Linked DNA regions of Mus musculus: all the other regions are linked to region 2. A link is a loop called in an ENCODE intact Hi-C map of the cell type or tissue named here. Cell type or tissue: gastrocnemius. All regions are shown on one strand. Region 1 overlaps Sergef (secretion regulating guanine nucleotide exchange factor). Region 2 holds the start of Kcnc1 (potassium voltage gated channel, Shaw-related subfamily, member 1). Region 3 overlaps Sergef (secretion regulating guanine nucleotide exchange factor).

What was found. A loop is a pair of places that touch in the nucleus more often than their neighbours do. Peaks named below come from ENCODE experiments on the same cell type or tissue, not always from the same donor. Only the 100,000 strongest peaks of a DNase experiment are listed, where the experiment ranks them.
Region 1: a loop joins it to region 2, with 10 times the contacts of the local background. A loop is called at or near these places in 25 of 42 quality-filtered maps.
Region 3: a loop joins it to region 2, with 7 times the contacts of the local background. A loop is called at or near these places in 12 of 42 quality-filtered maps.

Annotation. Positions count from the first base shown.
Region 1 is chr7:46,564,849-46,572,848 of GRCm38, forward strand. The region is part of intron 9 of Sergef (secretion regulating guanine nucleotide exchange factor); the gene reads right to left. Among named protein-coding and RNA genes, the nearest start is that of Sergef, 71 kb to the right of the region's middle. In gastrocnemius, CTCF peaks have their summits at 738 (motif pointing left) and 4,870 (motif pointing left); a DNase peak (open chromatin) is centred at 4,880.
Region 2 is chr7:46,390,186-46,398,185 of GRCm38, forward strand. Kcnc1 (potassium voltage gated channel, Shaw-related subfamily, member 1) reads left to right here and starts at 6,283. Exons shown (of 4, transcript NM_001112739.2): 1 at 6,283-8,000. The coding sequence starts at 7,493. In gastrocnemius, CTCF peaks have their summits at 5,930 and 7,446 (motif pointing left); DNase peaks (open chromatin) are centred at 3,190, 6,245, 6,927, 7,213 and 2 more places; H3K4me3 peaks cover 2,313 bases; H3K27ac peaks cover 2,477 bases.
Region 3 is chr7:46,532,186-46,540,185 of GRCm38, forward strand. The region is part of intron 9 of Sergef (secretion regulating guanine nucleotide exchange factor); the gene reads right to left. Among named protein-coding and RNA genes, the nearest start is that of Sergef, 100 kb to the right of the region's middle. In gastrocnemius, a CTCF peak has its summit at 3,392; a DNase peak (open chromatin) is centred at 3,356.

The DNA.
Region 1 (8,000 bases), 170 kb after region 2:
GTGGTTTATGGGTAGTAATTCAATCAGTGGCCACAACATAAAGGGTCATTAAGTTTTTAAATATATGAACAACCATGAAACAAAATGTGCTCATAGGAGACTGGTGTCTTGGGACTACCCCCGCGTGGGGATGCTGGGCTATAGAACATGGAGAAAGTGGGCTGAGCTCTGGTCTGCATACCCCTTCTCTCTGTCCTGAATCTGAATACCATGTGACCAGCCTGCTTCAAACTCCTGCCACTCTGACCCCTTCCATACCCTACACTGCCAACCATGATGGACAAGATGGAGCGCACCCTCAAACTGTGAGCAGAAATGAGCCTTCCCCACAAGTTCCTCTTGCTGGGGTGCTTTCTCACAGCAACGGGAAACAAGACACTGAGTTTTAACTACTAAACTTTCAATGCAACTATTTGATTCTGAAATGCCTGTTTTTCTGGGGCAAAAGTCAATGTCAAAGTCTAATTTTAGGAGCAAAAAGCAGTTTCCTTTCAGCACATTAGATGATGTTAAACACTAAGAAATACGATAATGCAGTGTCTGTATTGGAGAAGCAAGTTTTCTGTAGAGTTGGACCGTGGTTAAAGAAAGCCCACGCATGGTCTCACTCAGGTCTGGAGAGATGGCTCAGTAGTTAAGAGCACTGGCTGCTCTTCCAGAGGACCCTGGTTCAATTCTCAGCACCCACATGGAGCCTCACAACTCCAGTCCTAGGAGCATCTATGCCCCCTGCTGGCCTACTTGGGCACTGCACACAAGTGATGCCCAGACATAACATGCAGACAGAATATACATTTTAAAATTTTAATGAAAAAGTAATGTATAGCTGATTTAAAGTATACCGGATGGCACGTATTCAGCGTATACAAACACTACGTGTTACATATGGGATTTGAGGCTACATTTGACAAAGGAGACTTGAGCCTCTACAAAATCTGACCTTCCCAGAGGGTCCTGAAACCAATTGCCCTGGGAATACAAAGGGCAACTGTGCTCTTTTTTTTTTTTTTTTTTTTTTTTTTTAAAGACACTGTTTTCTGAATCCCAGCTTTTGAGCCAGGCAGGCAAGGGCCTGCTGGATCCTTAAACCTTAGATTCGAAATTTACCCCATCCTGGAAAGTTGAGTTTGAGTAATTCCAAATGTCATGACAGTTCTCATACGTCCAGACAGAACCAATCAGCTGGGGTGATCAGTTGTAGCCGTCAACAACATGTCTCGGCTCTTCCAGTAACAGTCACTTCAAGAACTTCTGTTGGAAATAGGACCACTAGGCTCCAACTTCTACAGCACAGCCCTAGGCACAAGGATCCGACAAAATGCAAGCAGCTTTGGGGCAGGCTGGGGGTAAGAAGCACCATGATGTTTCTCTGAGTGTTGAGAACCTTAAAGAAAATTATCAGCTGAGTCCCTGCCGCTGACATCCAGGAAGCCCCGTAAATCAAACGATCGAAGGACAATGTCATTTGAATGTTTCCTTAGCTGCTGTATTAATAAAAGATAATGTAATACATGGTAAATATGTATTTGAAAAAAAAACAACAAGAGCTTTCCGTCTCTCTTGATTATTATTGGATATTCGAATGCAAACAAGCCAAACCATCCCTCAAACAGTTCTGATCACAGAGCTGGGTAAATATTAGCTCAGCCTGCCTCCCAGCTGCTAACCCCGGGGTTCAATGTGACTGTGCGCTAACAAGGAAAGAAGCTGCAGTGTCATTCACCCTGTATCTTCACTCACTGACAACCCAGTGCTTCACATGGCTGTGAGCTCCCTAGTCACCTCAACAGGGTACAGTTCGGTGGGATGGAGCAGAGATGAGACTGAATAAAGAGCCACCTTGGAAAGGGGTCTTTCTCCCTGGCAATGCCACAGCAAACAGATGCTCAGGTCCCATGACACCTGTACTCATGGAAGAAAAACTAGACAGAAGCACACTGGGAGGGGCTAGCCAGACGGGTAGAGGGTAAACCACCACACCTGACCGCCTGACCGTCTGAGTTCATGGTACTGCCCCACAAGGCAGCAGTGGGAGAGAACCAACTCTCTAGCACCTCTAAACACATGCCACAGCACAGCCCCCTCCCAGACCCCCCAGTGTATACAGAATGACAAAAAATACAACTACAAGAATGGTTAAGTACACTGGGTAACCTTGATCAAATGAATCACTAATGAAATCTCACCAGGAAAAACTTAGCCTGACTCTTCTTTGGTATAACTAAGTAAAAAGCACCTAAAGAGATAACCGCTCACCTAGCATCCTGCACCCGATGCCACACTGTATCATCCCCAACAGTCGATATTTCCTTCAAAGTCCTACGTGACAGCCAGCAATAGCGGCAAAGGCCTTGAATCCCAGCACTCAGGAGAGGGAGGCAGGTGGATCTCGGTGAGTTCAGGACCATCCTGGTCCACATAGCAAATTCTAGGCAGGCCAGTAATACACAGAGAGACCCTGGTTTCAAACAAAAAACAAATTCATATGTGACTACAAACAGAATCCTACACAATGACAATGCACTGATTTTTTTATCTGTCTGTCTTCTTGTCTGTCTGTCTACCCATCTACTACACTGGGGATTAAAGCCTGAGTCTTGTTTGTGCCGAGCACAAGCTTCAACACTGGGTCATGGCTCCAGCCTTCCCTTAATCTAGGGAAATATTTGTGAAACTAGGTGCTATGAGTGAGCCCCACTGCTCTGAACTTGGGAACCAGTGGCTGGCATTCATTCTTACCCTCTACTCTACCTCTACTCTTTTTAAAAATATAATTTTTATTTTTATGTATACAGAGGTTTTGTATATATTTGTCTATTTTCATGTGCATGCCAGGTACCCAGGAAGGCCAGAAGAGGGCACTGGACTCCCTGGAACTGGAGTTACAGATGGTTGTGAGCTGCCATGTGGATGCTGGGAATTTATCCCAGGTGCTCTTAACCCTAGAGCCAGTTTTGCAGTTATATTTTATATTTTGAGGTTCTATACAAATTTTTATTTGAAAATAGAAAGAAAATGGCTCTAGTGTTGCCAAATACTTAAAAACTAAGAATAAATAGAATTATGAAATGTTGGAACCAGAAAGAATTTCGGCCCATGAATTTGTGAATGCTGAGAGGAGGCCATAAGAGAGGGAAGACTTGCCTAAGCCTTCACAGGAAACTAAATTCATTCAATACCAAATATTCTTCTGTGCCAGGCATTGGGTGGGAAGATGTATGAGAAGTCCTGGGAACTGGAGAGGTGTCTCAGTGATTAAAATCACTGCCTGCCCTTGCAGAAGACCCAAGTTCAGATCCCAGCACCCACAGAGCAGTCCATAATCACTTGTAACTCAGGCTCTAGGCAACCAACCCAACACCCTCTCCTGGACTCTGAGGGCACCAGGCACACATAGAATTATGTGGTGCACCTGCAGACATACAAACAAAACACCTACCCACCCACCCCAAAGAAAGTTAAACATAAATAAGTCTTTAAGAAATTCAGACATCACAATGCTCACAATTTAGAGGGACATAAATACTGAACACAGCAAGGGTGCTAGCAATAAAATAGAAGATGAGGGAGCAAGGGGTACAGACACCAGGGTCTGGGGGCTCAAGGACTGGAGGACTGAAAGTCACAGCCATGAGGTACTTACACCCCCAAACATGTGTATCTGCTACACTTCCCATGATCTGGCTCACTGATTCCCAAGATGAAGCAATGAAGCTGAGCATCTGTAATTTCCTAGGATTCCATTTTCTTTCAACGCCACAAAGAGTAAATTAGCACAATGCAACAGGATGTTAAAAGGACTGGGTAAAACTATGAAGCAGAACCAGAGAAACCTTTGAACAGGGATGTGATACAGAGACAAGAGTATGGAGATGCCCCGCCGGGTGACACTGGACAGCATTAGGTCCCCTGAGCCTCTGCTTTCTGAACCTGTAGAATAAGGAGCCAAGGCTGAGTGGTCTCTGAGGCTTCAGTGCCCATCGACTATGAGTGGTCATGTCCTCGTGTTATTTGACTCTGAGATAAAAAAACGAGACGGATTTGTGGCACCACTGGGCTCCTGGTGTTTGCAATGTCCTCACGTGCATTGTCCCCATCTGAGAGCAGATGATGGACTGGCATTCTTCTCGTGTCCTAATAAGGAAGACTGGGCCCTCAGTCAACGCAAGGTCGGTCACACTTCTTGCTCTGTACGATCTACTCTCTATCCTAGCTCTGGCCAAGGGAACCAGCAGGGAGATCGTAAAGGGCTTTTAAGAACCTGTGGCCTAAGTGAAGGGCCCTGGGGCTTAGCATGCTCACACACCCTCATCCGTACCAACAATGACTGAACCAGAATATCAACTTTAGAAGTTCTTGCTGTAATAAACCTATTCTCAAGCTTTTAAAAAGTCTGCATGCTTAGCCAGTGTGCTGGCACGGGCCTACAATTAGAGAAATAAGGAAGATTAAGAGACCAAGGTCATTCTCAGCTATGAACAGAGTTCCAGACCAGCCTAGGATACATGAGACCCTGTCTGGGAAAAGAAATAGAATTCCCATGGTACTGTATTCCTTATTACATAATACCTAGGAGCTGGAGAGATGGTTATTGAACCATGATGGTTAAGAGTGGCTGCCCTTCCAGAGGACTCAAGTTCATTTTTTTTTGTTGTTGTTGTTTTGTTTTTCGAGACAGGGTTTCTCTGTGTAGCCCTGGCTGTCCTGGAACTCACTCTGTAGACCAGGCTGGCCTCGAACTCAGAAATTCGTCTGCCTCTGCCTCCCGAGTGCTGGGATTAAAGGCGTGCGCCACCACTGCCCGACTAAGAATCTACATGATGGCTCAGTCTGTAATTCTACTCCCCAGGAATCTGATGCCCTCTGCTGACCTCTAAGAGCACTGCATGCACACACTGTACAGACATCCATAGACATCCATAGAAGCAAAACACCCCACACATAAAAAGTACAGTTGAGGGCTGGAAAGACGGCTCAGTGGTTAAGAGCATTGGCCAGTCCTACAGAGGACCAGGGTTCAGTTCCCAGCACACACGTGGCAGCTCACAACCATCTCTACCTCCAGTCCCAGGGCATTTAAAGCCCCTGTCTGGCCTCCAAGGGCCTATGTAGCACACAAACATACATTCGGGCAAAGAGAGAGAGAGAGAGAGAGAGAGAGAGAGAGAGAGAGAGAGAGAGAGAGAGAGAGAGAAAGGAGGGAGGGAGACAGCCAGCTATAAAATAAGTATACCTTTAAAAATAAATTTAAAATTACAGTGAAAAATAAAAATATAGCTTTGACCAAGCATTTCAGTATAGAACTGTCCAACTTCTAATAGCAAAACCTCGTAAACAACCTAAATTTCCAAAAATAACCACATAAATTGTGACATATCCAAACAGTAATGAGATTTTTTTTAATGTCAAATAACTATTTTAAAGGATAGCTAATACAAGTGAAACAAAACCAATATTGTTATAGATGGGAAAATCTAGATTATAAAATAACCGTCTCATGTTTTCAAAACTACCATAGAAAAGTGTGGAAAATATATTGGAATATTTTAAGCGGTTCTCTCTGGGGTGGTTAAAGTACATGCAATTCTACAATGAGCACATATTATTTTTAGAACAAGAAACTTAAAATTACTTTTTAAAAATAAATCCCTATCCTGCCTACCTCATAAAGTAATAATAAAAGCCAATAAAAGGATAAGCTTTTGTTTATACCCTAAAATGGAATCCCCAGGAGAGGGGAACCCAGCCCTGATGATCATGTGGTGTCTGGGTTAGCCTCCAGGAACTGGGGACTCTGGAGCCCTCTATTAAAATCTCTGCCCAAAGACATGTCCAAGGAAGGGCAGGGCTGGAGCCATCCTGCCTGGTATCATTCTGCCCAGTGACACACCTGACTGGAGTAAAGCAGCAGGTCGCAGCCAGGAAAGACATGGAGGGAAGCCTGAGTAGCCAAAGGCTGACTTGACCTCCACTGGTCCTCAGGCCCTAGGTATCAAAGGTCATTATGCCTGGGAAACATGATGTGTGGACCTCTGCCACAGTCTCGGGGCCAGGCGTGCATTTGTAGTGCTAAATCTGAGGATGTGTGAGGATCATAATTGGCCCATTGTTTTAAAGAACAATATTCCCTTCCAGGACAGCCAGGACCACGCAGTGAGACCAAAACCCACCCTGAAAGAATAATATGCTTAGGTGGGCTTGATCTTGATGTAAGCATATACATATCCCTACAGGCCCCTAAGATCAACACAGGTTTTAGCCAACCGAGGCTAGAACCCCAATGTAGCCACACGTGAATCCAAAGGGGCCCACAGGCCTCCTGTGTGTACCTTTACCAATGATTAAGCCATCAGTATCAGAAACAAGAGAAAATAGGAAGGCTACAGTGGGCAGTCATGAGTACTTGACAGTGAGCAGAAAAGGCAGGGCATCCTAAGAATGCATAAGGATGCTGGGTGACAGAGAACCAATGTTGTATAAAGACTAAAGTGCACACTTGCAATCCTAGCACCTGGGAGGCTGAGGCAAGAGGATCATAAACTTGAGGTTAGCTTGGGCTCTGCAGCATAATCCTGTCGAGGATAGAAAGGAAAGGGGGGGAGGGGAGAGGAGGGAAGGAAATAAGCAGGAACTGATACAATGTAAGAGCGTGAATAAAGTGACTGCCCATCACAAGAGAGTAGGGATACTTCATTGCGATCAGATGAGGCCTGAGAAATGCAAGAATAGTCACTAAAGTAAAAGTGCCAGCCTAAAAGCACACACATGTGCACATCACTAAAGGGACACAGCAGGATTAGTGGATGGGTGGGTGGGTGGATGGATGGGTGGATAGAAGGATGGATGGATGGATGGATGGATGGATGGATGAGTGGAAGAATGGATGGATGGGTGGAAGGAAGGATGGATGGATAGGAGGATGGATGGGTGGATAGATGGGTGGATGGGTGGATGTGTGGGTGGATGGATGGGTGGGTGGAAGGATGGATGGATGGATGGATAGATGGATGGATAGAAGGATAGATGGATAGATGGATAGATGGATGGATTGATGGATGGATGAGTGGGTGGATGAATGGATGGGTGGACAGATAGATGGGTGGATGGATACACATGTATGTATGTATGTATGTATGTATGTATGTATGTATATACATGTGTATGTATTTATATAAATAATTACAGAAGAACCCATGAACTTTAGGAGTAAGGAAGTAGGATGGAATGTGATGTAAATATAGCACTTGTGTAGAATTTTAAAAAAATAATAATAGTTAAAATAAGAGTGCCAGGCATGGTGGCACAGAGTTTTAATCCAAGCACTGAATAGCAGAGTCAGGAGGCCTCTGAGTTTGAGTCTACATAGCAAGTTCCAGACCAGTCAAGTTTACATAGTAAGAACCTTACAAAATAGAAAACAGAAAGAAAAGAAACCTCTGTTTCTTGCTGCTGCCTGGCTTTGCTGCAGCCTGTTCTCAGACAACTCAGACCTCTCTGGTGGCCACTCTACTATTGGGGAAGAGGGAGGGACGGGGTCTGTTATCACATATTTTTCTTACCATTCTGTCTTTTAAAATGATCAGAAAAGACAAAAGCGCAGGCGATAGAGCAGGGGCAGAAAGAAAGGAAACTCAAGGTAGAGGAGAGCGGTGAGCGGAAGGGGAGCAGCGCAGCGAGGACCCGGGCACCCTTTCCTCTTGGATGTGAGGAGTGAGCTCTGTTACCCCCGCCTCTAATGTCCCCACCCACCCATCCCCATATTCCCCCCAAGCCGCCAGCTTCGGAAACAACGAAGTGTCAGGTGAATCAGATCACCATGGGCAGAAGAACCCACCTCTCCCCAACTGCCCTCCTGGAACACTCTGACCTGCCTGCTGGGGCTTCTCAGCTGGGAGGGCTGCTAATGACAGGGAATTAATTTGGGTATTTCGATGCTGAGGTGCCACCTCGCTGCATGAAAACAGTGTGCTGCTGGCTTCCTCTGGATCATCCAGGTGTCC
Region 2 (8,000 bases):
TTTGAGAACCATATAGTTTTAGGTCTTGCATTTTGGAAGCTGATCCACTCTTTTTAAAAAACAAAACAAAACAAAACAAAACAAAACAAAACAAAACACTGCCTGCTTGGGACCGGGATCCCAATTTGCTTTGCTTCGTGTAGATTTCCAGTTGGTCCAGCTTCATTTCTTGAAAAGGCCATTTTTCCTGTAGGCTGTCCTGACACTCTTGCCAAAAAACAATTACCCATAATTCCATGGGTTTACTTCTGGCTGCCCAGTTCCTCTTCGTTGGTTTATGTACTAATCCTTACACTGGGACAGAACAATTTGGATACCAGAAACTTAGTAGTCAGTTTCAAAATCGGGAGGTCTGAGTCCTCCAGGTTCAAAATTCTTCAGAACTGGGTAGGGGGTTCTGTTTGCTTTCTTTTTGTTTTTATCCAGTGTCAAGCATAGTGGTATACAACTTCAGTGCCGGCTTCTTGGACGTGGAGCCCTGGATGGCACAGTGAGATGCTATCCCAAAGGGGAAGGGGAAGTACTGCTTTGTGTATTCTGGACTGTGCCTTTAAGTGGTGCCACCCACTTGTTGGGAAACTGTCACCTGGGTGGAGATTTAAAGCTGTTACTTGGTGCATATAAAAAGTTCCCCAGGGAGGAATAGGGAGGTTGTTCATTGTAAGTCCATCTAAAATTCAGGGCTGTGGTAACTGAATATGACTCCCCACAACTGCCAGTAAATGTGACCGCTGGGTTGTTCTTTGCTTGTTTGTTTGTTTGTCTGAATGTAACAGCTTCTGAGTAAATAGGACTGACTGGCATATTGCTAGACAAATAGTGAGTGTAAGGCTTTTAGAACTGTCAAGATGGCTCAGCAGGTAGAGGCTCTCACTGCCAAGCCTGAGGCCAGAGTTTAACCCTTAGGAGCTACATGGTAGATCATACAAGCTGTCCTCTGACCTCCATGTACATGCCATGATCTCTCTCTCTCCCTCTCTCATTTGTGTGTGTGCATGTGTGCTTACATGTGTGTATGTGCACAAATGCATGTATATGCATGTGTCTATGTGCATGTGTGTCTGTGTATGTCTGTGTCTGTGTGCATGTGTGTCTGTGTGTGTCTGTGTGTGTCTGTGTGTGCCTGTGTCTGTATGTGTCCATGTGCATACACATATGAGAGAGAGAGGGAGGGTTTTTAAGAAACAAAGCTTTGCCCTGGATTTACAAATGTTGGTGGCACCTATCAGCTTTCAAAAGATTTAAATCATCCTGATTTTTTCCTATGTAAATAAATATTCCCTTTAATCTCCAATTTTCTATTGTTTTGCCATTTTTAAAAGTGTAACTTTCAAAAAGTTTTGGCTTCAGGTCCACCCAATGACGCCTGGACCTGCCCCTCCACAACTGCTGTCCAGTCCACCTTCAAGCTGATAGACACCCAGCACTCACTAGTGTGCCACAAAGCACCCCACAGAGGACCTCAGCTGCACTGCAGAGGCCCCTGTCCTGTGCTGCTCACATCCTCCTCTGCACAGTGCTCTCCTGACCATCTTCATGTGGCATCCAGGGAGCAGAGGGAGTTCCATGTGAAGTCTATAATGATGGATGCTGTTGTCATGGGTGCAGTCGTGACAAAAACCAAGGCCATGGACCCAACTGCAGTTTCTCTCTCCTGCATGTTTACAACCCAAGAGAGCTCACGTAGAGAGACTTCATAAAGATCAGCTAGCCACTTCCCCTCTACCGTACCCAACAGACAGGATGAGGTCCTGGGTTGCCAGCAGTAGCATCAGAGTGCACACTCCCTTATATGGACCCCAGATTTCCTGTGCATGTGTCTATGCCCGGCCCTTTCTCTATTTCCTTGATTTCCTTGCTGACCCCACTCAGGGTTCAAGCAGTAAGTTGACCTCATCATCCCCGCTCAAAATCTCATCCTTAGAGGCAGCAAGAAGGGGAAGGGGATCCTTTCCCTCCCAAAGGCTAAGCTCAAGGAGGCCTGATCGCCTGTCCCCCAACCATGCTGGTGTTCTCTGGCTGTGGACCAGCAGGAATCTAGGAGAGAGAGAAGGAACTGGAGCTGGTCTAAAAGATGGGATGGGGTTAATCCTGAGAGAAGGGGGAAGCAGGGATAAACATAGAATACTAACTCATTAAAAACACAGAAGGCAGCAGTGGTCTCACATAGATGTGGAAGCACAGCCTGGAGAAGGGAGGTGACTGCTGTATGCAGCCAGTGAGCTGCAAAACAATGTTTGCAACCAAACCTGCCTAGGAATTTTTACGCCTCTAGGGACAGCTTGTGAAGACTGTCGACCATAGTGTCCAACCTGTGGCCCATGGGTAACAGGATAGATGTGAATGAGACACAACACAAACATCCTAAATTCACTTAAAATGTTCTAGGATTTGTGTGTGTGTGTGTGTGTGTGTGTGTGTGTGTGTGTGTGTGTGTACTGCATGGCTCTGGAGTAGGGATGTCACACAAAATAAAATCATGTATACTCCAGTAACCCGCAGCCTGTGATTAGACACAATATTACATGTGTAGCCCAATATAGATAATGCTTCATCTTATGTGATTGAGAGAAACCAAGACAGATTGATGGACATTCATGTTACATGTTTTTGATGGCCATGGCTAGGAACGTAGCTTCTAATGGCATCTAGTGAATAGAAAGAACCTGTTATCCTGCCTATTATAAGAGCACAGCATCACAGGTTCTCTGGTGCAGTGTCTTCAGTATAGAAGTTGAAAGGCCCTGGTCTTATCTCTCTCACACACACACATACACTCACGCATGCACGCGCGCGCGCGCGGACACACACACACACACACACACACACACACACACACACGCAGGGTTCTTCACCTTAGCTCTTTTCTGCTTTTCTCTGGAGCCTCTGTCTCACTGTAAGAAGCAGCAGCTGCAGGCAGCTCAGCCCAACACCATAGTCACCATCCAAGCTATAAACCAGTAGTCAAGGTCATCAATTACCCACAGTGTCACTTCTAGCCCCTGGGTTTGCTCCCTGTTGCCCACTAGAGGGAGTTCTGACTCGGGAAGAGGACACCTGCCAGCTCCAGGACCCATCATCCCAGCAGGTAGCCAGAAGCTGTTCAGCTGGCCAGTGTAGGTTAGATTCCAGGCCCCGCCACAAGATGGCAGTCCAACCCACCAGGAACACAGAAGCTTCTGACCCTGGGAGAGCAACAGAAACCCTGTGCCAACCTGGACAAAAGCCTGAGGGGCTGGACTTGGGCCAGTTCCTGATCCCAGCAGGTGTGCAAGTGCCAGGTGTGACAACATAGGCACAGCTTGCCTTCAGGTACCCCTCACATTTTTCTACTTCCCATCCAGCCCAGTTCTTCCTTTGAGCGGAGCTATTCCCACACGGGGTGGGGGGTCAGGGGTAGTGTCTTTCCACATCCCAGCACTTCTACTTCTTCAGCTTGAACCAGAAACATCCCAGAGAGCATAGGAGTTAAGGATGCAGAGACAAGAGCTAATCCCATCTAGTGATAAGTCTCTGAAGCACGGGGGAGTTGAGTAGCTTTCTTGAGGTCACAGTTAGTCAGAGATGGGACACTAGAGACTAGAACCCAGGCAGTCTATTCTAGTTCTTGCTCAGAACCCTGAGACATGACGGATCATCCTCAACCAGCCACAGCTACCACAGATAATTTTGTGGGGGGGGGGGGGACGGGGACTGTAAGCCTTCCCTTGTGAAGGGGCAGGCAGCTATACTGTGGATGGCTGAAAGGCAGGAAGGGGTGAGGTTTTAGCATTTCTGCGGAAGAGGCTGGGCTTGATCAGCAATCCCCACCCCCGCCCCCTTGCAACCTCGATTCTCTGTTCCTTGTTTTATTTTTTTCCCCCTGTGCTTTCATCTTGGTTTTTCTGGGCTTTCTGTGAATGTCAGCCTTCTCTTGGTGTGAAGGGGAGGTGAGAGAAGGGACGGTTTATGCCCTGCTTGGGGTACAGAAGAGGGAGCGCTCCTTGAAGCCTAGGACCAGGGGGTGTCATCAGAGATCAAAGTGGGACTCTGAAAGTGGGGCACTTCGGGGAGGGTTCCCCCATCTGAGCCCAGCCTGCTTAGCTCTCGGACTGTGCTGTGACCCCTTTCCCATGCTCTCTCCCTCCAGCCCTGGCACAGCCATGTTTTTCTGGCACATCCTCCAGAGTTAGAGTCTTCGGTACCCAACTTTCTCCACCGGAAGATTTTTCTCTGTCCCTCCAAGACCTGATCTTTTCTCCGTCTGCTTTCTCCCATGCCCAGGTCCCACCATAGTGCCCACTGCTCCTCACCATGGAGTAGAGTCTGACTGGAGCTTAGTGCCTACCTCTCAGAGGTTCTTGGTAAGTCCTCACTCAAGACTCAGTCTCAGTTAAAGAGTCTAGACATCTGGAGCCTCTAAAGCCAGGACTCTAGGGTCCCAGCCGGTTTCCTTTTGCGAATCACTTCGACTTCAGTGAGGGGCTTCCCTGTCTAGGGCTCTGTGGAAAGAAGCTCTGGAGGCACACGCAGTCCTTTGATAAAGAGAGCTGAACTAGAGAGACATTTGGAGAGCCAAGCTCTGCTCCTATGTGGCTTTGCAGACAGGGAAGAGGGGGCAGCCTGAGCCCCTGTGGCTGGCTCCTCAGGTTTCCTGAGGAAGAGTCTAGGGAAGCCCCTTTGTCGGTCTGCCTCTTGACCGTTCACAGCTGAGATTGTACATGTCCTTGTCTCTGCATGCCTCTTTTTAAAAAAAATCTCACTTCCGGGGTCTCTATTAATCTTAGGATTGGGCTGAGCATCCTGAAAGCCACTGTCCTAGGGATCTGAATCAGGGCCAGGCTGGAGGTGCATCACTCTGGACCAGGAGATGGGACAGACTCTGGCCAGAGAGAGAAGGGCACTGAAAGCCATCTATCCTGCCTCACTCTGAGACCAAAGGGAATGGCTGTCTGGAGGAACGCTGTGATTAGTTTCTGGAGGGAAGAGGTCTCCTCAGACTTTTCTCCTCTTTGTCTGTCCATCTCTGCCCCTTTCTGATAACTCTGCCTCTCTGCCTCCCGCCTCTCACCCCCTCTCTACCTCCCCGCACTTTCCCCCTGTGACATGAAGATCTGTTTTAATTAGTGCTGTGATTCCCACGATCAGGTGGGGAGATAGGTCACAGGTTTGTCCCTAGGCTCGCAACAGTGCCTGGGGGTCAGTATAGACAGACAGCTATCTGCACTGTTAGCCAACAGGTAAGAGTCTCTCGCTTCTTAATTAAATCCCCTGTGCCGGGGCAGCCTGTTCGATTGTAGTGGACAGGAATCAATAAGCATCTTTCATAGCCCAGTGGCCTCTGGAGCTGGGCCTGACCTTCCAGTCCCTCTCAATCCCACCTGCTCACTTCTTTAAAAAGCTGGGAGTCCCTGGAGGTTGAGAGCTGGGTCTGACTTGTCCCGTGTGATTTTTGTACTTGGTAGAGAATCTGGAGCAAGTACGGAATGAGAGCTAATGACTGTTGATTAAATAAACCTAGGGGTGAGTGGCAAGCGTGGGCCAGAAGGACTTTGAAGTTAGAAATACGATCTCTGTCCCCAGCATTAACTTCCAGTATGTAGGGACCACAGCCCTGGACATGCATGGCTCACCACCCAGAGTGCCTGAAGGGGAGCGAGGCCGCCAGTATTCAAGGGGCTGAGCAGTCTTTGTGCATGTTTTCATAAGGTAGTTCAGTTTTCTGGGTAAACTGAGGTCTGTCTGTCATGGTTGTGACTAAGCCACCCTAGAATCAGGAAGGGTTCAAGGCCTGAAAGGGGCCAAAGGGATCAAGAGGGGCTCGGGATTGATCATTAATGGTGAGTTAGGACAGAGGGATGGTGAAAAAGGTATTATTTTACAGTCCCTGTAAGAAGTTATCTCTGAAAGAATCATTGGGCCTTCAGGCTTCCCCGGGAAGGGTCGGTATTAAAAGATTCCTTAAGAGGTCAGTCTCGTCCTGGTCAAGGAATGGCTTGTCTGCTCAGGGTATCAGATGGCTCCTGGGTTAGAAGAGGAGCTGGCCGCCGCCCTTCTCACCTCGGTGTGACGGGGGCGCGGGCCCAGACGTCGCTGGGAGCCTCCGCCCAACAAGTGGAGCTCCCCTAGGGCGGAGCGTCGGCGGGTCCCCACCGAGCAAGAGGCAACGAAGGGCGGGCGCCCCCAGCGCCAGGGTTGAGGGAGGCGGGGTTCGGTGCCGGCCTCGGAGGGGGGCGCAGAATCAGGGCTTTTTAGGACCCAGCGCGGCGCCTCCCTCCGGGGGCGAGTGCGGCTGCGCGCGCCGTGTGCCCGTGTCCGGAGAGCCGCGGGCTGGACGCGGACCGCGCGAACGAGCAAGCGAGCAGGCAGCGGAGCAGCAGCCCGGAGGCAGCAGCGGCGCGGCGGCGGCGGTGGCGGCGGTGGCCGCTCCGCGCCTCGCCTCCCTGGCCTCGCCAGTCTCGCTGCGCCGCGCCCGGACCTGCCACCCCCGCCTACCGGGCCCGACCTCGGCAGCGCCCCTCGCCTCGGCTGCCAGCGCCACCCGCCCTCCTAGAGCAGAGAGCGGAGTGCGGGGCGCAGAGACACCGGAGCCAGTGCCCGCCGGCCCCGCCAAGCAAACCCGGCCGGGAGAACCTTCGCTCGGCCCAGCGCAGCTCCGCAGCCGTCCGGGAGCTGTCCCTTCAGCACCGCCGCGGAAGCCTGAGTCCCAACGCAGCCCAGCGGAACCCCTGACCCAGCCCGAGCGCACAAGGTGCTGCGCTCAGCGGCCGCCCCGCGGGGCAGCACCCTGGTGCCCCTACCCAGGGGACCCGCCATCCCCTCCGGGAGGCGGGGAGAAGGAACGAGGAGGGAGGTCAGGCAGCTTCACCCGCCACCGAGGGGAGTAGGCAGATAGGCAAGGAGAGCCGAAGGGGACCGGTCACGCAGGGAGGAGAGCAAGCCGCATCCGTCCCCACCGCACCGGGAGCGCGCTGCAGCGACCACCGCAGAGCCAAGCGCGGATTTCTCGTAACCCCCTCTTTCCCAGCTGGGGCTGGTCTATCGGTCCGGCCCCCGAAACGGAGCAGCTGACCTTCCCCTAAAAAGCTTTGTGTCGGTTTCTCCATTTTCCCGCTGAGATGATACCGGGAGCCCGGCCCCCCCATCCTCTCTCCCCTCCTCCCGGGCCTCGCCGCTGAGCGCCGCCCCACTCCCTTCCTCCCTCCCTCTTTACCTCCCTCCTCTCTTCCACTGCCTCCTCCGCAGCCAGGCCAGCTCCCTCTCACACTAGGCGCCTTAAAGACCCTAGGGAGCCCGTGCACACACCCCTGGACCCGCACCTGCCTGACAGCTCCCCCTGAGGGAGCTTGGCTCGTTGGTTGGGGTGGGTGGCCAGAGCCGCGGTCCTCTGTGCCCCCCGACGGCTGGGGGGAGGGGGGAAGAGGCCCTGCGCCCCCCTCCCCGTCGCCAACTCCCCCTGGCGGCAGCTCCCATGGGTGTCGCTGGGCCGCGCCATGCCTAAGGGGGCGCCGCGATGGGCCAAGGGGACGAGAGCGAGCGCATCGTGATCAACGTGGGCGGCACGCGCCACCAGACGTACCGCTCGACGCTGCGCACGCTGCCCGGCACGCGGCTTGCCTGGCTGGCAGAGCCGGACGCCCACAGCCACTTCGACTATGACCCGCGTGCCGACGAGTTCTTCTTCGACCGCCACCCGGGCGTCTTCGCTCACATCCTGAACTATTACCGCACCGGCAAGCTTCACTGCCCGGCCGACGTGTGCGGGCCGCTCTACGAGGAGGAGCTGGCCTTCTGGGGCATCGACGAGACGGACGTGGAGCCCTGCTGCTGGATGACCTATCGCCAGCACCGAGACGCTGAGGAGGCGCTGGACAGCTTTGGCGGTGCGCCCTTGGACAACAGCGCCGACGACGCGGACGCCGACGGCCCCGGCGACTCGGGCGACGGCGAGGACGAGCTGGAGATGACCAAGAGATTGGCACTCAGTGACTCCCCAGATGGCCGGCCTGGCGGCTTCTGGC
Region 3 (8,000 bases), 140 kb after region 2:
GGACAGGGGATGTCTACTATCCAGCTGGGGGGCAGGGGATGTCTACTATCCAGCTGACATCGCCTGCCCACAGGTGGTTGCCTCTCCTTCCTCACCCTGACAAGGCATGTCTATGTCACAATAGGTGCTTCCAAAAGTGGGTGCAAGATTGGTTAAAGCAGTGCCTCGGTGCCTTTTCCACTGTGTGCAAATGATAGAGCATATCTACAGCCTCAAACCCAGTGTGGCATCAGGGTCTGAAATGTATCCACTGGACAGCCTTGGGTTCATTGCTTACATTCTCTGGGTCTCAAGTGTTTTATTTGGTGACCACAATAACCATACCCCACACGCCAGAAAAAAAATCCAGGCAACTCCAAGAGGCATGTGAACTGTAAAATCCACAACTCAGCACTTCATCTAAAGCCACAAGTCAAGCGTGCCCTCTCCCACAGAAGCCAAGGCCGCACAGAAACAAAGACCCAGGCAAAGGAAGGAGTTTGGAAGAAGAGCAGAAACCCTGTCAGGCCCCAATCACAAGAAACGACAGCTAGAATATTAAAGCCGGCTGAGGACGGGAGGTAATTAATCTTCAAGGCAATAAAAATATTTAATTCATTCATCTAAGAGAAATGACAAGAGGGAAGATAGATCTGTGCTTTTCCCCTCCCTGTTCTGACAAGGCTGTTCTGGATGGATCGTAGAACATTTAATGAACATTTAACATAAGAGCCTGGGATATAAACAAGCAAGGAGAAGAGGAGCAGTCAGAGCAGCCAGCGGCAGCAGCAGCTCACACTCTAGAGTCAACACGAAGGACGAGCAGCTCGGAATTATGCAGGCGGCAGCAGAAGTGACAAGACAGGAACGGAACACGGGACACTCAAAGGCTGACATCACGGGATGTGCTCAGGGAACGGGTACACAAAGAAGGGCAAGTTACACATAAAATACCCAGGCTTGCTAACCCACAGCCAGCCTGGAAGGTCAACATGGCAGGCAGGAGGAAAGACACAGACACGGGGAGTACGGAGTCTCTAAGTCCTGGGGGTGTACTTAAGGGACAAGGTATACAGCCATTAGCAGTGGACACTGCAATCTTGCCCTCACTTTGGTCACGTAGACCTTGAAGACGCCATCATTTCTGTTCTGAGCCTAGAGAAGAAGACGGAGAGCCTGGCTGGGACCAGTGGGTTTCTATTCTGGGAGGTCCGCAGGAGCTGAGGTCGTAACAGAGCAGTGCAAGGAAGAGGAGATGGAAGGAAGGAGCTTGCCTTCAGCTAGCTCCGTGTTGGCTCAGAGAACCATTCACCTTCTTCCTCCCACAGAAGTAGGCTCTCCCAGAAGCAGAAAAACACTCCCAGAAGCAAACCAAGGAGGGTGGACCACAGCCTGACTGCGGCCAAATAGTTGATGACTGAGAACCACTTTTAAACTAGGTGTCTGTGACCAAAGAGGCTGTGTGCAGGCATGCCTAGTTCAGCAAAGACTCTCCAAAGGCCTCTGTGTGCGCTGCACTGTCGCCGGAGGCCTGCAGGTTGCTGCCCGCTATGTGACCTCATTCTTTTCTACCCTTTCCAACCAGGTCACATGACCTAGTGACAGTCCTGATGTAACCTCACAACTCGAGGATGCAGAAATGCTTGAGACTGTGCGGCCTACATGAAACGCGTCTCAGAGGCTAAGGAGCCTCTCTCCTTCCCTCTCCTCTAACAAGTACTCGTCCACGAAGGCCCCCTGACTGCCTGTGTATTGAGCCTTTACAAGGCCACAGAAACGGTTTGGGGGGCATCTAAAACCACCCTTTCTCATCAAACCTGCACCACAGCTCAACACAGCTTAGAAGACAATAGTGGGGCCTGCCGCTGTCTAGTCCCAAGGTCACGGGAGAGCCATCTTCACAGGCAGAAGGTCTCGGGACACTCCTGATGGGCTTTTTTTGTTCGTGTGCTCCACTTTGCTCCATCGAGAGACTACTTGACATCTGAATGGTCAATTACCTTCCACAACATATTGGCCTTGAAAGAGCCTATCAGGATGGTTCATTTGGTACATCTATCAGGAAATGGGCACACGGTCCTTCATTTCAGTGTCTCATTACTTAGTCCAAAGACACCATGCTGAACTAAAACTCTCCAAAGGATCTGTCAGGCAGACTGGCTTTATTCCACCCTCTGATTTCTCCTCCAAAGGGAAAGATGTGCTGTGCAGAGTGGAAGTGTTCTAACAAAGGTGGTCATTAAAGTGAATTTCAGTAAATTTAAGTAGAAATTATTGAAAACAATTTCTCAACAATACGAGCCCAGTGTTCTCTCAGAACTGCATACAAGCACAACAGTCCTGGTTCTTTCCACCAGGGGTTTTTCAGTTCTGAGAATCGGCCCTCACACTGAGATGAGGCCCATTGCTCACAAGTATTATTCAAGGAAACCCGATGGCTAAGGGAACCGTGCACACTGGCCTGAGGTACTGGACTGGGGCAGAGGAAGGATAGCATTATAGAAATGGGATTTGAGTGAGCCTGAGACCCTAGGTTAACTGAGCCTAGTGTTCCTTCCCTAACGTGTGGCTTATGGGTGAAGAACATCAGGTAAGCTCCTGACTTCACACACAGGACTAAAAAGCCAAAGGGGACTTGATGTTCTCCCAGCGAGCGGCATTAGAAACAAGGCATGATGTGGTTCTAACAGCACAGGGCAGGCCCACTTTTTCTGTCTATGCCTTAGCTTGCCTATCTCTACACCGAGCAGTGTGGATAGCAGATCCTTATGGTTCCAGGCAGCCTCCCATTCTGAGACAGACTCCAGTTCTATGCTACCACGGAGGCCACCGGCCTCCACAAGGCAGTCCTGAGATCTGCACGGCAAGCTCTGACCAGTTTTCCTCCATCTCTTCTTCTCTTGACCGAGTCCTCGATGCCTTCAAGAAGGTTCCCCTAGTCCCCTCTGGCGTAATCACTCACTTCTCTCTCTGGGAGCTCAGCACAAGAAGGTGACATAATTGGGGGAGAGGAGGGAGAGAGTTAAGGAAGGGGCAGGCGGAAACATGGGAATAGGAGGAACACTACCGGCCCCTCTGCTCATATTCCACTGTGTACCCCTATCAAACCCAGCTAGCCAGCTCATTACAGTACTAGTCCTGGGAATCCAAAAGCCTTGATGGTTTAGAAAGCCAGTGGCTAAGGATTCCAACTGAACCCTTCTCTGGCATTGTTTCTGAGCCAAAAGCCACCCCCATCCCAGGTTGTCAGGTATAACAGCTTTGTCCATCCACAGAGGAAGCAGAAGGCAAATTGGCCACAGGAGCAAGCACCTGCAGAGGGGGAGGGGAGCTGCAGCATTGAGCTGGTGGGGGCAGGGTGCTCGGCGCTGAGGCTCAGGCTGTGGGAGACAGTGCCATGCTGTGGCCACCTGCCGCCTCTGCGCTGCCTTCCGCAGCCTCTGCAGGTACCGAGCGAGCTCAAGTGAGGCCTGCTTCCTGACCCACTTTCCTCCCCATCTCTATTTAGCTGTTCACTGGTGATGCTCCTGGCATGCCAATCAGATACTGCAGCCGGCAGTGCAGCTTGTTACAACAAATCCACGGCTCCTAGTAAACTCAGTGGAAAAGTACTGCACCGAGCAGCCTAATTAAGCTGACGCAGTTTCCACGGCCACACAAGGAAAAGACAGGACCGAGGAAGGGGCTGGGGGTGGGGGGGGGGGCATGAGGTAGGGGCTGGTGAAGCCGACTGTGGTTGTAAGACACTTGAAGGAGGAGACTTTTCAGCCCAAGTTCTCTAGATCCAGAGCCCTGGAAGAGCCTCTGAATGTGCAGAGAAGGACTAGACTTCAGGTCTGCAGGCTGCACTGCCCTCCCTCACGCTGTGACCTTGGGCAAACTATTCCTATGGAGGGACGGGAGGGGGGGGGGGACGGGGGATGGGGGGGGGACGGGGGGGGGAGCACGACAGGGAATATCGAGCTTGACTGTTGTTAAAACAGACTGTGAGTCTTATTCTCCAGACTGTCAAACTGTCAAACTTATGACAAAAGAAAAAGAAAAACAGAAAAAAGAATCATGAACTGTCACTGGGCCCCATGAAAGAACAGAGCCAGAGACTTCCTTTCTGGTTCCCTTTTGGCTGCCCGCTTATTGTGACCTTGGGCAAACCACGTGAACTCTAGACATTTCGAAGCCTTCATCAGATGAAGAGGCTGGATGGACCCTGGTGGGTGGTGGTGGGGGCAACTCCAATGCCAGTGCTCCACTTGAGTCCATAAAAGGCTGAGGGCATCAGCCCTGTCCTCCCAGCACCACCTTGTATGGTTACCCACACCAGACCTTGTTTTCTCTGGGCAGGAAGGAGTAGCCCGTTCTTGCCCTTCTGTTGAAAAATTTAGTCTAGCAATGCAAAGCAGCAGTGTGTCTCTCCTTGCTTTTCTTTAGACAACTTGGCAACTCTGGCTGTGAGGTCACCTTGTCCCCAGTACCCCTGCTGCTGAGACAGGAGTGAGGATGAACTGCAGGGATGCTGAGAGGCACACGTGGAAGGGATACCACAGAACACTGAGCCTCTCTCCTCAGGACTGCGCAGGCCAGGGTGGTTGGGCATGCAGAACCAGCCAAGAAGCAAGTGTCAGGTGAAGGAAGAACATGGAGACAGGGAGGCAGAGACATGGCAGGGTGAGGCAGAACAGCTCTGGGTTTGACAGACCCATCAGAGGCTACATGAAGCCACTTCCTGCATGTCGGAATCCGTTATTTGATATCACTACCACAACCTTTGCTCAACTTGGTCTCGGTCACTGCCACAGTCCCTTCACCCCACCACCACTATTCTAGGCTGACTACTCCTCCGCTACAGCTCTCGCCAGCACACGATGCCCTGTCCCCATTAAAGTATCTCCTTGTACCTTACCTACAACTCCCCAACCACCACTGCCACCCACCCACCCACCCACTGAAGCAATTTCAACTCATCCCTTGGGCTCAACCCTGTCTGTTCCAGAAAGACACGTCTGCTCCCTGAATCTGGATTACACATACTCTCCTCCTGCTCTTGAATGAACATCTTCTATTTCTGCCATCATCATTTTTGCTGTAGTAAATGTTGAGAGTCCCTGATTCCTTGGACCTTCCAATGCTTAACTACCAGGCATCCATTTCAGGAGTGGTTGGTGATGGAGCTAGAGTTGGCTGGGTGTTACGGTCACTTGTGGCTCTTACAGAGAACCTGTATTTGGTTCCCAGCACTGAAACAATGGCTCACAAGCATCCCTAACTCCAGTCCCAGGATGTACATACATACATACATACATATATACATACATTCAGGCAAAATAGTCATACGCATAAAACAAGTAAATGTTTAAAAAATGAAAGGAAGGAAGGAAGGAAGGAAGGAAGGAAGGAAGGAAGAAATGGAGGGAGGGAGGGATGGAAGGAGGGAGGGAAGGAGGGAGGAGGAAGAGAGGAAGGAAGGAAGAAATGGAGGGAGGGATGGAAGGAGGGAGGAGGAAGAGAGGAAGGAAGGAAGAAATGGAGGGAGGGATGGAAGGAGGGAGGAGGAAGAGAGGAAGGAGAGCTGCTGAATGAGAGATGCAAACATCGCAGAGGACACAGCCCACTTGATAAGAGGCAGAGCTTCCTCCAGCAAAGAAGCAAGACAGATGGAAGCAGTAAGAAACACGGACAGACAAGGAGATCAAGCAAGGTCAGACCTGATACCAGGGATATGAGAGCAGAAAGCCATGGGTGCTCAGAGTGACAGGGGAGACACTACAACCAGCTTGGAAAGCCAGAGAACCTCGGAGTCAGAGAGGAGCAAAGTCCTGCTGGGATCTATGGAACTTTCTCAAAAATTAAAACAAGTATAGAAGCAGCAGACAAAATAATAAAAGGTTTAGCCTATAATCACAGATGAAGTCTGGAGCTAAAGCCAGAATGAAGCAAAGAAGAGCAAAGCCAGGCAGGATGAGCCTGGAAACGCTGTGTAGGAAGGGTCACCACCCACCAGAACTTGACCTTGAATGAGTTTTTTGTTCTTTGGAAACCTAAGACTGGTGAATGGGGAACCCAGCACTGCCTCAAGGACTCATCTAAAGGAACACGGGAGTCCTGCTGTGCCTTATGGAAAAGGAAACAATACAATAGGCCTCTACTGCTGTGAGTGCTGACCAGAGCCCTCAGTGTCCACTGCTCACCAGGGAATCTAGAGTCCCAAGTGAGTTGATGAAGAAATGAATTCTGAATGACACAAGGCACCCAGTGTGTTATACAAATCCCAGGGGAGGCACTTCAGAAAAGGGCAATGCTAACCCAAAGGAATGGCATGAGAGATGAACTTGCAAGCTGGTAGGGGCCAGCTGTGTGACACAGAATAATGTCACAGCCTTGGGTGACCCACAGTCTGGGTATGGATATTTTCTCCATGAGGTAGTTAAGGGATCTGTACCTTAAGAATTGGAGAAAAGACAGAGCCAGGTCTGTAAGTATGTGTGTATGTATGTGTGTATGTATGTATGTATGTATGTATGTATGTATGTATGTATGGGTAAGTAGGTGAGTGGATGGATGGATGGATGTCAGGAGCACCATTCAAATGTCTCAAGTTAGAAAAGGAACTATGTATCCAGAGGGATTGGAAATGGATGTCCAATGTCCCAGAAAGAGCTCCTAGGAAGAAGTTTACATTTGCTTTCTACAGGGGATGCAACACACAGCAAAGAGGAGAGCCAGAGTTAAGAGAGCTAGAGTCCACCCCTTGCAGCACCCCTGGCTATCCTAGGCTGAGCAGGCCAGCCAGACTCATGTCACTCCCTTTCCATGAGCCATACCCTCTCACTACTCATGGATAGTCAGACAAATCGTCAAATCGGTGTCTATCTGCCCAACTCTGCTTAAGGGACTCAGACAAGGTCTGGGTCCAAACTTGGGCATTAAAGGAGGCTTATGACTCCATCCTAAGTCAAAAGGGAAGGTGGGGTCAGAGGGACAGAACTGGGGCCATTCGCCACCCCAGATGCACTTAGAAATCACCACTCAGGGATAAATCCTCTAAGTTCTGGGATTTCATAATGAACTAACTGATGGGAAGCTGTCTTATTGCATGAAGCTTCCCTAATACTTTGACACCACTTACCATTCATCCGTTCATTCATTCACCCATTCATGATGAGAGCATCTACTGTATTGGCAAATACTTTGGCAAAGCAGAAGAAACCACATGAATGCATGTGCCCTCCCAGGATTCCATTATAAACAGGGAGGAGACAGTACGCCCAAACAACTTTGGGGAAAAAAAATCAACATAAATAAAATATCTGACTATGGATTACTGCCGGATACACCAATACAGACATTGATGTTGGGGATTTGGGAAGGTAGTCAGGAGCCTTGTGCTCTTGGATAAGCAGACAAGACTTCACATAGCTGATAAAACCCAGGCCGTGCTTTAACAATGAGAGTATATTTAGGTAAAAGTTAGGGAGGGTAAAGAGTACCTCACAGCATCCATCCACCCATCCATTTACCTTTGCATATCCATCCATCCACACATCCACTCACCTACTTACCCATCCATCCATAATATATACATGCATATATACATACATACATACATACATACATACATACATACATTCTTACCAACCCATCTGTCTACTCACCCACCTAACCATCAATCTACCCACAATATGTCCACTCACCCCTCCATCCACATACCTAACTATCCACCCACCCACCCATCTAACTACCCATCCATTCACTCACACATTCACCTACCTATCTATCCAACCATCTACAGATTTACCAACCCACCCAACCACCCATCCACCCACCCACTCATCCATCTATCTATCCACCTATCTCTAAAGCTATCCATATACCCACCCACCCTCTCTTCTACTTATTCATGTAGCTATCTATCCACCTATCTAGCTATCCATCCATCCATCCACCCATCAATAGCCTACTCACCCATCCATCCACCTACCCATCTACCCACCTACCCATCCACCCATCCACCCATCCATCCATCC